2 separate regions of the Homo sapiens genome follow, and region 1 is linked to region 2. Evidence: chromatin contacts called from ENCODE Hi-C or POLR2A ChIA-PET data. All regions are on one chromosome and are shown on one strand. Each heading gives the region's core, a stretch centred on a gene start or an enhancer-like site at or near the end of the contact. The rest is flanking DNA. Distances are from core to core; before and after follow the strand shown.

Region 1 (6,726 bases), core at 3,237-5,736, 41 kb before region 2:
GATATATACACAAAGGATTATAAATCATTCTACTATAAAGACACATGCACACATATGATTACTGCAGCACTGTTCACAATAGCAAAGACTTGGAACCAACCCAAATGCCCATCAATGATAGACTGGATAAAGAAAATATGGCACATATACACCATGGAATACTATGCAGCCCTAAAAAAGGATGAGTTCATGTCCTTTGCAGGGACATGGATGAAGCTGGAAACCATCATTCTCAGCAAACTAACACAGGAACAGAAAACCAAACACCACATGTTCTCACTCCAAAGTGGGAGCTGAACAATGAGAACACATGGACACAGGGAGGGAAACATCATACACCGGGGCCTGTCAGAGGATGGGGGCATAGGGGAGGGACAGCATTAGGAGAAATACCTAATGTAAATGATGAGTTAATGGGTTCAGCAAACCAACATGGCACATGTATACCTATGTAACAAACCTGCATGTTCTGCACATGTATCCCAGAACTTAAAGTATAAAAAAAATCCTTGCAGCTTATGGTTAAAATGAAATCCACGAATCATTTGGGTCCTAATGAAGATTAATCATCATCATTCAATAAACATGCCCATGCTGCAAGTGGCGCTTTTGGTGTTCTACAGGCATAAACCTATCTGATCCTCATAACAACTCTATGTGATATGTACTACTATCATTCCCATTTTACAGATGAGGAAATTGAGGCAGAAGTTAAGTTATCCCCCCATGCTAATACAAATCATAACAAAAAGTGTTGGAATTTGAACCAACACTAGTAGCTTCAGCGGCCACAGAGAAGGCCCACAGTCAGACTTGAGGTTAGCAAAGCTTTTAAGGTAAATGACAGCATCTATTTAAGAAACAGACCAAACAATTGCTATTTTTTAAAAAACTATCATATCACAATCGAAGGATTGATCTTATCTCATTTGCTTTAGCTTTAATTAAAGAATTTTCTAGATGTTTGCCACCTTGTTTCTTAGCCTTTTAAAATGATCCTACTTCTCCCAGCTGTTTCTTAACATACAATGGTGTATTATTATTTACCATATTTTCCCCACCAATTCACAAAGCAAATGCAACACAGCACTGGATCAAATGACAGATTTGATTTCAATTTTGTTGGCAGTAACTTCTGTGTTTAATTACTCATTGTGTTAAAAGCTAAAGCTGGTTATTCCTCGCTTGTCACCTGCAGTATAAAAATGGAACTATCTAAAACAAAAACACTTAATTACTTTCCTTCTGGAGAAGGTTTGAATGAATCAGAAGTGTCACAAAGCAAATTTTCACTAGGGAGCTTGACAGATGAAGAAATCAAACAGGCTTTCAGCTCTGTGTACTTTCAGTCTTTCTGCTCATTCAAGTATGTGTGTTCCATTCATTAATTTCTTCATTTCACAAATATTTATTGCTATATATCAAGCATTGGGCAGTAATGGTTAGAAGTCCTAAATATCAGGCATAATATCAAATTTAAGTACAAAAATGTTTTCCAAATCCTGTTCAGATTTGTTTAGAGATATCTGCCTCTTTGAAATATACTATTTTCAGAATAATTCAGAGTTTGCCATAAACTCCCACACTGACTTCCTCACATTTATTTCAGCCAAGCAAATTTAAACAGAAGTTGATGCTTTTCCTACACAATTTGCAATGACATGGCATGATACCCCATATCTAAATAATATGCTTATACAGATGACCAAATTTAGTTTTTGTTTAAATCTTTATCAATTCAAGGTTATTTCAGCACATAGGTGGGTGGCTTATTAAACCTTTACTATTTGAGAAATTGCATTTCCTTTTTATTTTCCTCCTGGGTTCAAGCGATTCTCGTGCCTCAGCATCCCAAGTAGCTGGGACTACAGGTGTGTGCCACCTTGCCCAGCTAATTTTTGTATTTTAGTAGAGGCAGGGTTTCACCATGTTGCACGGGCTGGTCTTAAACTCCTGAACTCAGGCAATCCACCCACTTCGGCCTCCCAAAGTGTTAGGATCACAGGCATAAGCCATCGCACCCAGCCTGTATTTCCATTTTTAAGACAAAAGCGTGTAAACTCGTTCTGAGGTTCGGGCAATTGTGATATATAATACATGCAAGTTAGTCCAAAATCAAGTAAAATATACAATAAACTGACATACAAGACAGATTCCAATAAACAAAATGTCACACTGAAAACACAGTAATCTGATATTAGGATTTATTGTACTGCACTGATATTTTTTATGTAAAGCATGAAGCAGGGTCTGGAATATACCATTTCAAAATATGCCACTCTGGCATAAGGATTATTCTGAGTTGAAGGCAACGGAGGATCTCTGCGCCCACTTTTTCTGCCTAAAAGCCAGGCATAAACTTCCCTTTGTTCAGGTGTCTCCCACTCCTGTACCAGGAAGGGGAAGTGCAACTCTTTTTTATTTTGTTTGAGATGGAGTCTGGCTCTGTCACACCCATGCTGGAGTGCAGTGGCGTGATCTCTGCTCACTGCAACCTCTGCCTCCCAAGTTCAAGTAGTTCTCCTGCCTCAGCCTCTTGGGTAGCTGGGACTATAGGCCCACGCCACGAAGCATGGCTAATTTTTATATTTTTAGTAGAGACAGGGTTTCGCCATGTTGGCCAAGCTAGTCTTGAACTCCCAACCTCAGGTGAACCACCCACCTCAGCCTCCCAAAGTGCTGGGATTACAGGCATGAGACACCGCACCTGGCTGAAGTGCAACTCTTAACACCAGAGATGGAGATGAGTCTGCACAAACAAACCTCACTAAAATAACGCTTATCTTCCCCTAGTTTCCCCCGTGTATTTCCCAGTTGCTTCCGCACAATTGTTCATCCCTTGAAGCCCAAAGCTCTTTTCCTTTATGAAGAAAGGTATATAAGCTCCCAAGTCTGATCTGTTGAGTGTTACTTCTTTTCTGTGAACTCCCATACATATAAATTATTAATAACATTTGTATTCTTTTCTGCTGTGAACCTGACTTTTGTCAGTTACATTTGCAGGCCCCTGGTCATTGCACAAGAGAGGATAAAGAAAGAGTTTTTCTTCCCTGACAAGAGCATCGTACTTGTATTTCTAATGTATTTCTCTATTTTGTATTTTGTACTAAAAATACAAAAAATTAGCCAGGCGTGGTGGTGCGCACCTGTAGTCCCAGCTACTTGGGAGGCTGAGGCAGGAGAATCGCTTGAACCCGGAAGGCAGAGGTTGCGGTGAGCCGAGATCGTGCCACTGCACTCCAGCCTGGGCGAAAAAGGAAAACTAATCTAAAAAAAAAAAAAGAAAGAAAGAAAAAAAAAGAGAAATTCTGTCTACTTAAGAAAATCTCCACCAAGGATGCAGATGTAAACTACTTTTTGGAGATTCATTGGAAGCATCCTTACGAGGTGACAGTGACTATGAGCTTTTGGTGGACACTCCAAAATATACAGTCTACTTGCTGGTGGACTCCAAGTTTTCAATAGAGATTACACTTTTCTCAAATTAGTTTCAGTGTGGCTCTCTATGGAACAATAGAAATAATAAAGCCGGCCAATGCAGGCCAAATTTGACAGCAAATGGAGATAACTGATTTAAAAGACAGATGCCTGAAAGAACAGTCCACAGTCTGGCCAAGACGTTAAGAGGTTTTCAAGTCCTAAAGTACCAGCCATCATTACATTATCATGGGCCATATGAAAACATCCTGCAGCCTCTAATCCATGATAAAGTGATGGGACGTGCACAGAGACTGTTGTAAGGAGCTCGCTGACACAGGCAGGAGACCACTGTGTAAGGAGCTTGCTGACGCAGGCAGCAGAGCACTGTTCTCCTGGGGAGGCGGGCTAATCCTGTCCTCTTGAGGAGGGAGGGTGTTTAAATGCATTTGATTTTAGTGAAAGCTCTAGAAAGCGCCAAAAATCCAACAGCTGCACACAGTTCCGATTAGGAACCATGACCTCAACTCGTAATTTTTGGGAAAGGAGGATTTATTGTATTGTTTGTCAAATTCAAGTTTTATTTTATGTCCATAAAGCTGTGGAAAGGAAAACACCGTCTTTTCTGACTACAACAGGCTGTTTGCAGCTCCCTGACAATATGACACCCTGCTGAAGAAGCACAGCCTCTGGGGCTTCAGGTAGGATTTTTCTGGATTACTGGTTGCACAAAGCAAAAGTCAAAGCATGTTCAGACCCCAGCCTTCCTAAGCTCTGCTTCTCACACAGACCCACCATGCCTGGCCCAGCCTGGACGCTCTTGACCACCTTCAAAGCCCAAATGCCTTCTTTTCACTCATGTGTGACGACTATCTAGTTACAAGGATACAAGCAGTCCCCAGAGAATTTACTGGGTCTTTTCAGAGGCAATAGGCTCTGCCCCAAACCCTGGACTACTCCTTTCCTTCCAGGTTACAAATAAGCTCTTGCAGCAGATTTTTTTTTTTTTTTGAGACAAGGTGTCGCTTTGTCATCCAGGCTGGAGTGCGGTGGCGCAATCAGAGCTCACTGTAGCCTCAAACTCCTGGACTCAGGGAATTCCCGCCCCCTCAGCCTCCTGAGTAGCTGGGACTACGGGCATAGGCCACCGTAGACAGCTAATTTTCAGCAAACACCTTAACACAGAGAGCCAGTGTGGCCACCAAGTGCTCCACTGCCCCTTAAACAGGTAGGAAGGGGATTTTGGGCTAAAAGTGGCAACTCAAGATCCAGGTAGCTTTGTCTAAAGTAGCCCAGTAACAATCGAACCCCTGAACGGAAAGATAATCAAACACAGAACAAACCATGGCCATGGCCAGAGGCGCTAGAATTTAAACTGGAAGCCGTGAAAATTCTTTGAATTTCTTAGAGGACTGACAGAAGTCATTATGCGCAAAAAAAATTGTATTCCCCCAGTCATCCACGTTTACATTTTATGAGATACTTTGTTTGCTGAAGAATACACGTTTTAGGAGATTTTCAGTCCCAGAGAAGAAATATTTTCAAATGGATTGTGACTCCCTGCGGATGCGTATGTGAGGAAAACCAGGGATGTGAAGGTCAGGATTTTGTGCAAACTTTAATGACTCTTCTGCCAAAATGATTTTGTTCAGTTAAAACTAAAACTAACCAGACGTATGACACATATTTACAGTCAGGGTCAAGAGTGTTTACTCTTCAGCAGTTAGCTTTGAAAACAAAAGAGCTTTGACCACAGATGGACTGAAGGGAACCAAAGCTGGAATGGAGAGCTCCCTGGAAGTGTAAGAGCCAAACTCACAGCCCTGCTTTCCAAAGCCCACCACTTCCAGGAGTCGGCCATGAATTCAGATGATGAGCTTCGTGGCAATATCTATTTTTAAAGGCCAGCACACACATACAATATGATATGGTTTCCCTGAGAAAGCCACAACTGCCAAATAATTACCACATTTCTAATTTTAAATTTGAGTTAACAAACACCAAAGCATAAGCTGAGGGTTGATTTTAATTTTTGCTCTACTAAAATCAAACTCGATTGTCATGTACTCATTTTCTCCTCATTACAAACTACATTTTAAAAAATATTATGACAAACTACATTTTTAAAAAGATTATTGCAAACTACATTTTTTTTAAATGTGGATTTTTTTGGATGTTACGCATACATAGGTACACATACATGTATAATACATACATACACAAAGATAACAGAGAAGAAAAAATGACCAATCCTAAGAAGAAATAACAGCTTCTTTCCACAAGGTATCATGAAGCCTAGAAATCAGAATTCATGTTTCAAATTATAATAATTTTTAAAGTTTTTTTAGTATTAGCAATATTAAGAAAGCCATCAGAACCGTGTAAATGGAGACATATTATGTATATACTATGCATGTTTTAAAAATTATCATTGCACACATTAAAATCAGTCAAACTTACAGATATCCATAGCCATGTTGTTATGTCTTGAAGATGAAAGGGGAGAAACAGAAAGAGAATAAGAGAAAAGAGAATATAGGAAGAGATGAAGAGGAAAGAGGAGAGGAAAAGAGAAGGAAAAGGAAGGAAAAGAAAAGAAAGAAAAGAAGGGAAAAGAGAGGAAGGGAAAGGGGGAGAGAGAGCAAAAGGAAAGAGGTGGGAGAGAAAGGAGAGGACTCCCCTTATAGTGTCCCTAAATATTCACCCACCCTCTGACAAACCAAATAAGGGCAGGTGGCAACTCGGATAGTCAACTGTGCGGTTATTTTAAAAACGTTCATTCAGTGCAACAGCTGAGCTGAATTGTTTTTGATATATAGTCACCTAATCCAATTCAACTTGTGTATTCATCTACTCTTGATGCTAGGGTTAAGCAGGGGAAGTGAGGTATTATCCCTGCTTTTTATTTTTATTTTTTTGAGACGGAGTCTCACCCAGGCTGGAGTACAATGGCACGATCTCAGCTCACTGCAAACTCCACCTCCCGGGTTCAAATGATTCTCCTGCCTCAGCCTCCTGAGTAGCTGGGACTACAGGCGCCCACTACCACACCAAGCTATTTTTTGTATTTTTAGCAGAGATGGGGTTTCACCATGTTGGCCAGGCCGGTCTCAAACTCCTGACCTCGTGATCCACCCACCTCAGCCTCCCAAAGTGCTGGGATTACAGGTGTGAGCCACCACGCCCGGGCTATCCCTGACTTTTTAAATAAACTTTTTAAATTTGATTTTTTATTCTTAAAATTTTTTTTTTTTTTTTGTAGATATGGCGTCTCACTATATTTCCCAGGCTGGTCTCGAACTCTTGGCC
Region 2 (6,559 bases), core at 3,350-5,849:
GGGGCAGAACCAACAGGATACATATACATGTGAAAGGGAATTTATTAGGGAGAACTGCCTCACACAATTACAAGGTAAGTCCCATGATAGGCTGTCTGCAAGCTGGGGAAGAGAGAAGCTGGTAGTGGTCAGTCCAAGTCCTAAAGCCTCAAAACTGGGGAAGTCAATAGTGCAGCCTTCAGTCTGTGGCCAAAGGCCCTAGACCCCCCGGCAAGCCACTGGTGCAAGTCCCAGAGTCTAAAGGCCGAAGAACCTGGAATTTGATGTCCAAGGGCAGGAGGAGTAGAAGGAAGCATCCAGCACAGGAAGAGGAAACAGAGCCAGAAGACCCAGCAAGCTGCTTATCCCACCTTCTTCTACTGCTTCGCTCTTGCCATGCTGGGCAGCTGACTGGATGGTGCCCACCCACAGCAAGGGTGGGTCTTCCTCTCCCACTCCACCAACTCAAATGTCAATCTCCTCTGGCAAGCCCCTCAGAGACACACCCAGAAAAAATACTTTACCAGGCATCTAAGCCTCCCTTAGTCCAATCAAGTTGACACCTAATATTAACCATCACAGCACCTAAAATTTACTGTTCACAAATACTGAACAGAAGTGGTGAGAATGGATATCCTTGTCTTGTCTCTGAGCTTAGGAGAAAAGCTTTCAGCCCTTCACCATTCAGTGTCATGTTAGCTGTGGGTTCTTCATAGATGTCTTTTTCAGGTTGAAGAAGTTCCCTTCTATTCCTAGTCTGTTGAGTGTGTATGTGTGGGTTTTTTTTTTTTTTTTCTGTTTCTTTTGGAGTTTTGCTCTGTCACTGGAGTGCAGTGGCATGATCTTGGCTCACTGCAACCTTAGACTTCTGTTCAGGTGCTTCTCCTGCCTCAGCCTCCCGAGTAGCTGGGACTACAGGTATGTGGCACCACGCCCAGCTAATTTTTGTATTTTTAGTAGAGATGGGGTTTCACCATGTTGGCCAGGATGATCTCGATCTCCTGACCTCATGATCTGCCTGCCTCGGCCTCCCAAAGTGCTGGTATTACAGGTGTGAGCCACCGTGCCTGGCCGAGTGTGAGTGTTTTTTTTTTTTTTAAAAACATGAAGAGGCATTCGATTTTGTCAAATGCTTTCTCTGCACAAGACATCCTCTTTGCCTTTGCTTTTCAATCTGGAAGCTTTTTCTATGCCACCCGCATAACTTGCTATTTCTCATTCTTACAAGTCTCTACTTCAGGGCATTCCTGGATCATCCTATTTTAAAGTCCCCACCCATCACTCTATCTTCTCCATTCATGCAACCACAGAACCTTCAAAGTACTCAGCCATTATGAAACCAACCCAACAGTCCCATATAGCTTTTTTTTTTAAAAAAAAGAATAAATAAACATAGAAATTGAACTTTCTGGTCTTAACATTTGAAACTTATATTTGTTTTATCTGAGATCCTTCCTCAGGAAATGACCTTCAGGCCTCTCAAAAAAAGTATCAAAGAAATGAAACTCACCAGATCACATCCAGACAATAAAATGTGGACGCTGATTCAACATGATTGCTTCCAAGCCCCTTCTGAGTTCCTGTTTTCCCACACATGATTACATTTCTTCCCTGCTATATAGCCAGTTTTGGTCAGTCAGAGAGATGGATTTGAGACTGAGCTCCCATCTCCTCGGCTGCAGCACCCAATTAAAGCCTTCTTCCTTGGCAACACTTGTTGTCTCAGGCATTGGCTTTCTGTGCAGTGAGCAGCAGGACCCAGATTGAACCCCTGGTGTTTTGGTAACAATTACTATTAATATATGTACATATTCTGATGACACTTGTATTAATATAAAGTTTGGTATTTGCCAGCACATATTCATAATTTTAGTCCTTGCAATAATAGTATCTACAAAGTGAATACTATTATAAGCATCTTACACATAAGGAAATTGAAAGAGAGGTTACATGTCTTTTCCAAGATCATGCAGTTTATTAAGTGTCAAACCCAGGATTAAAACCCAAGCCACTGAGCTGCAGATACCAGGCTCTTAAACATTTGCTATTGTGTCTCTCAATGATTACCTTTCCTTAATTGTTAATGTATTTATTATCTAAACATGAGCACTGTCAACCTCAGTTTTTGCTGCATCCCTAGCATCTAACACCATCCATGGCTGGTGCGCAATCAATATTTAATGAACAAATGGAACACTGGTCTTAAGATGCCTCACAAGAAAATAGTTCCATGGAACTCTGGTGAGCACTGCCCACTACTCACACCCATCAAGATTCACAAAGCTCATTAGTTTTGAAGAAGGTCATTTAACTTTAATCCAATGCTTTCCAAACGCACTTAGGCATAGACCCATCCTCTGACCCAGGTCCCCACTGTATTAGTGGTGTAGGGAGCTGTGTTCCAGGGAACACACTTTGAGAACTCCTGCTCCAGAGAGGCAGGTCAAATAGCACAGTTTCCAGAAGGGTGCTCCTGTTCTCACTCCTTTGGCTGGCTCTGCTCCTATGTAAAGGTCCTATCTAATTCACACTCCCCGAAAGCTCCCTAATAGCCACGGCTCAGCTCAGAAAGAAAACCACAGCTGTAAGCTTTCCTGTTCTTTCCTGAAGTTCATAAAGGGCACACTGGGACACATGACCATCGAGGAAAAATGAAGACATTTCCAACCATCACAGTGGCTCAGCTCTCCTGTATGTCTATGGTTCCACACCGCATCACAGAGGCCGCTTTAATCTTCTTCGAGCTCTGGTTTGTTGAACATGATTCAAACAAAATCACCCTTCACAATGTGCTTTAATCTCTTCTAACAGTGCAAGCAAAGCCAATAATGTGTTAACCACAAAAGTGTCATATTTCTTTCCTCAATACTTACCTTAACGCCGATATTTAAATCATGGCTTCGATGTGAAATGACTTCAAAATCATCATATCTCAGCTTTTCAAGTCCTCAAGGCCATCCACTTGAACTCTCTCTGAAAAAGGACAAAGTCTCTACTGAAAAATCTGAGAAAGAAAATAGCAAACAATACAAGACAACCACACGTACGAATGAAACTGGATACTCTGCTGTGATTAATCTGCTGCCTCCAAAGAGCTTTTTCCCTTTCAAATACTCATCAACATCAGCAACTACAGATTACAGGCAGTGGTTAAAGTATCTTTTTAAACCTCTTATAAAAAGTGCTCAATAAAAGAATGCATTTTTCCCATTCATCGTAAACTCAGTGAATAAAGTCATTTCTATGCAATGGTTCTCCAAAGCTCTTATTTTTCTGGGAGGACTAAAATTGTATTATTTGGTCTATAAGCAAGAATCATTTTTGGTAAATATGAGTACTTTCTAAATTCAAATTTAAAATCAGATCCAAATATAGGGATGGCCAGGCATGGTGGCTCCCACCTGTAATCCTGGCACTTTGGAAGGTTGAAGTGGGAGGACTGCTTGAGGCCAGGAGTTCAAGACCAGTCTGCAACAAAGTGAAACCCTGTCTATACAAAAAATTGAACAAATTAGCTGAGCGTGGAGGTGTGCTCCTGTGCTCCCAGCTACATGGGAGGCCAAGGCAGGAGGATCACTTGAGTCCAGGAGGTTAAGGCTGCAGTGAGCCATGTTTGGATCACTGTACTTCAGCCTGGGCAACAAGGAAGACCCTGTCTTTAAAAAAATTAAAAACAAAAGAACAAATATGGAGGCTTGGGAACAGCAGCCTTGCCACAAAGGGACAACTGAGAAAATAAGAAATGGGTTGAAATTCATCACGAAGTTGGATGGAACTAACAAAGACCCAATTCCACAGAAAAAGACATGCTGGGTGGAGAGTTAGGAGACTGGAATAACTCACCGAAGGCATCAGGGTGAGTGATTTGGCTATGACTTGGTCTATGTCAAGCATTCCAGGCAGAGACAATCTCTGCATTTATTTTCCTCAAAGAGTGAGGGGAAACCCCACCTATGCTAGAATGTACCAGAGTAGAATTAAGGCAAACATGCATTTCCCCTTGTGGTTTGCCTGACGAGGTGCAATTTGTATGAAAGATGACTCACAAGGTTACAGAGTCATTCTTTAGACTCGAGGGTTGACACTCTGTGTGGTTCTTAATGACTCAGCCTGGGAGAGGTCCCCAACACAGAAGGCTCCAGCCCTGCAATCCCAGACTACAGAGGAAAGCCCCTCGTTTATCAGCTGGTTAGTGGTTAACAAGCGTGGCTTTGGGAAGTCTTTTGTCTTAGGCTATTGAGTTCCATCTTCTCATCTCCTCTCTGTTGTCTACTCAGCACTTCCTTGTATTCTTACCGCCGGAAAAAGTCAGAAAAGAATTCACTCAAGCACAGAGGGCTCTGAACTGGGCAACAGCTGGCACCACACCAGGCATTGCAAGAAACCACAGCTGAATTCCTTGGCGCTCATTTTTATAAATATTCCACAGGAAGGATGTCAGAAGCCTGGTTTATCCAGCATAGAGAGAATGGGGTTCATCTCCAGAAGCCCAGCCCCAGAGGCAACTTCTAGGAAAAAATCATCTTGTGATGGGTGCGGGGTCAAAGGGGAGTCAGCCCATGTGAAGTTCCCACAAGGTTAAAAAATAAATTATTGTCACCACTGCCTGGTGGAATTCAGACAGTCATGAACTCATTCTTGTAAGCCACAGAGATGGTTGCGGTAAACACAGACAAATTATTGGGTTTAAGCAGACCGTTTTTTGTTCCAACAATAAAAAAAATCATTTTCCCTTTCCTCCACAAATCTCTTTATTACTAAAAAGCTTTGATGCCTTGAGAACTGGGCTAGATCAATGTAAGCCTCTCTTTTTCCCCTGGGACTCCTCCTTAGGGCTCCAAACTGGTTTAAAAAATCCTTTGCCTGCTTAGGAAAAGGAGACCCTCTTATTGAACCAGCCACAAAAGAAAGAAAAAGAAAACTACTCAAAAAGAAAACAGGGGCTGGGCACAGTGGCTCATGTCTGTAATCCCAGCACTTTGGGAGGCTGAGGCAGGAGGATGGCTTGAGGCCAGGAGTTCAAGACTAAGCTGGGCAATACAGTGAGACCTTGTCTCTACAAAAAAATTAAAAATTAGCTGGGCCTGCCTATGGTCCCAGCTACCCAACAGGCTGAGGAAGAAAGATTGTTTGGGCCCAGGAGTTGCAGGTTACAGTGAGCTACGATTGTACCACTGCGCTCCAGCTCGGGCAACAAAGCAACACCTTGCTTGACTCAAAAAAAAAATTAAAAAGGCAGGGTGGGGTGGCTCATACCTATTGTTCCAGCACTTTAGGAGGCCAAAGTGAGAGGATCAATTGAGCCCAGGAATTTGAGACCAGCCTGGGCAACATAGCAAGACCCTGTGTTTACAAAAAATATAAAAAATTAGCCAGGCATGGTGTTGCACACCTCCCAGCTACTAGGGAGGCTGAGGTGGGAGGATCGCTTGAGCCTGGGAGGTGGAGGCTGCAGTGAGCCATGGTCTCACCACTGCACTCCAGCCTAGGCCACAGAGCAAAATTCTGGTGGGGGGAACGGGCCAAGAGAATCACAAGAAGCCAAGAAGAAAGGGCAGAATAGAAACATTCTCATCCCTCCCTCTTCTTAAAGAGAGTGCTAATCTCTGCCCAGACGCTCACGTCTTCCCCTGGCTCATTCCCCTCCTGACCTCTGGAGCATGGGCTCTCAAACTCATAGTGTGCACAGCAATCGCCTTGGGGCTCTACAACTGTGAGTCCAGATAGAAGAAAATCTGCAGTGAAATCATGAGCTCAGGGACAAAGAAGGAGTTTAAAAAGCCTGTGCCTGGGCCGGGTGTGGTGCCTCACGCCTGTAATCCCAGCACTCTGCGAGGCTGAGATGGGAGGATCATGAGGTCAAGAGATCAAGACCATCCTGGCCAACATGGTGAAACCCCGTCTCTACTAAAAATACAAAAATTAGCCAGGTGTGGTGGCACATGCCTGTAGTCCCAGCTATTCGGAAGGCTGAGGCAGGAGAATCGCTTGAACCAGGGAGTCGGAGGTTGCAGTGAGCCGAGATTGCGCCACTGCACTCTAGCTTGGCGACAGAGCAAGACACCGTCTCACAAGAAAAAAAAAAAAAAGCCTGTGCCTGAAACACTTGAGTCCTAGAAATCTGGTTTGCTTAAAGACAAAGGGAAAACCTCAGTCACTAGAGAGTAAAACTTCAGAATATATTGACAGGAAAACCCCACCATCAACCAGCTTTCATGCAGTCAGGATCATTTAGGAAAAATAAAAAAGCAAGAATACAAACAGGAAAAGGTCCAAATTTAGGGACAGGTTGAAGTTCGAGAAACGAGTCAAACCGGAATAAAAGCAGAAAAGAATTCCAGAGGAAAACAGGGCACCGGAGAAAGGAGAATGAGCATGATTAATGCAGCAGGAGGAGATGCTAGCTAAGCTGGAGCCAGACCAGGAGGGCTTGTCTCTTCTCTCCGGGGCTCTCTTGACCTTTCCAAGGCATTTCTTTCCGGACAAAACAAACTGTTACTGACTTTCACCAGGTTACCAACCCCCTGTGCAAAAACTCTGACTAGACTCTGGGACTAAATCTAGACCAATTGCATCTGGA

The links. A loop is a pair of places that touch in the nucleus more often than their neighbours do. ChIA-PET counts read pairs that join two places held with the same protein, here RNA polymerase II (POLR2A). Pooled maps may share reads with other maps.
Region 1: a loop to region 2 is called in a map of ascending aorta, with 2.3 times the contacts of the local background. The contact joins two enhancer-like sites. A Hi-C loop is called at or near these places in 3 of 168 maps with a recorded cell type or tissue (Calu3, ascending aorta and sigmoid colon) and 3 of 50 pooled maps. POLR2A ChIA-PET finds 5 or more read pairs at or near these places in 6 of 52 experiments (AG04450, GM12878, H1 and 3 more).

Annotation. Positions count from the first base shown.
Region 1 is chr10:29,614,310-29,621,035 of GRCh38, forward strand. The region is part of intron 1 of SVIL (supervillin); the gene reads right to left. Among named protein-coding and RNA genes, the nearest start is that of MIR938, 15 kb to the left of the region's middle. RefSeq lists enhancers at 3,767-4,397, 4,398-5,027. Within about 2 kb of position 4,487, at least 21 of the 41 ENCODE cell types and tissues checked have a DNase peak (open chromatin) inside an H3K27ac peak, as active enhancers do; they include ascending aorta and sigmoid colon, where a contact is called at or near this core.
Region 2 is chr10:29,655,117-29,661,675 of GRCh38, forward strand. It overlaps a transcript of SVIL not described here. Among named protein-coding and RNA genes, the nearest start is that of SVIL, 23 kb to the left of the region's middle. RefSeq lists an enhancer at 3,420-4,619. Within about 2 kb of position 4,600, at least 25 of the 41 ENCODE cell types and tissues checked have a DNase peak (open chromatin) inside an H3K27ac peak, as active enhancers do; they include ascending aorta and sigmoid colon, where a contact is called at or near this core.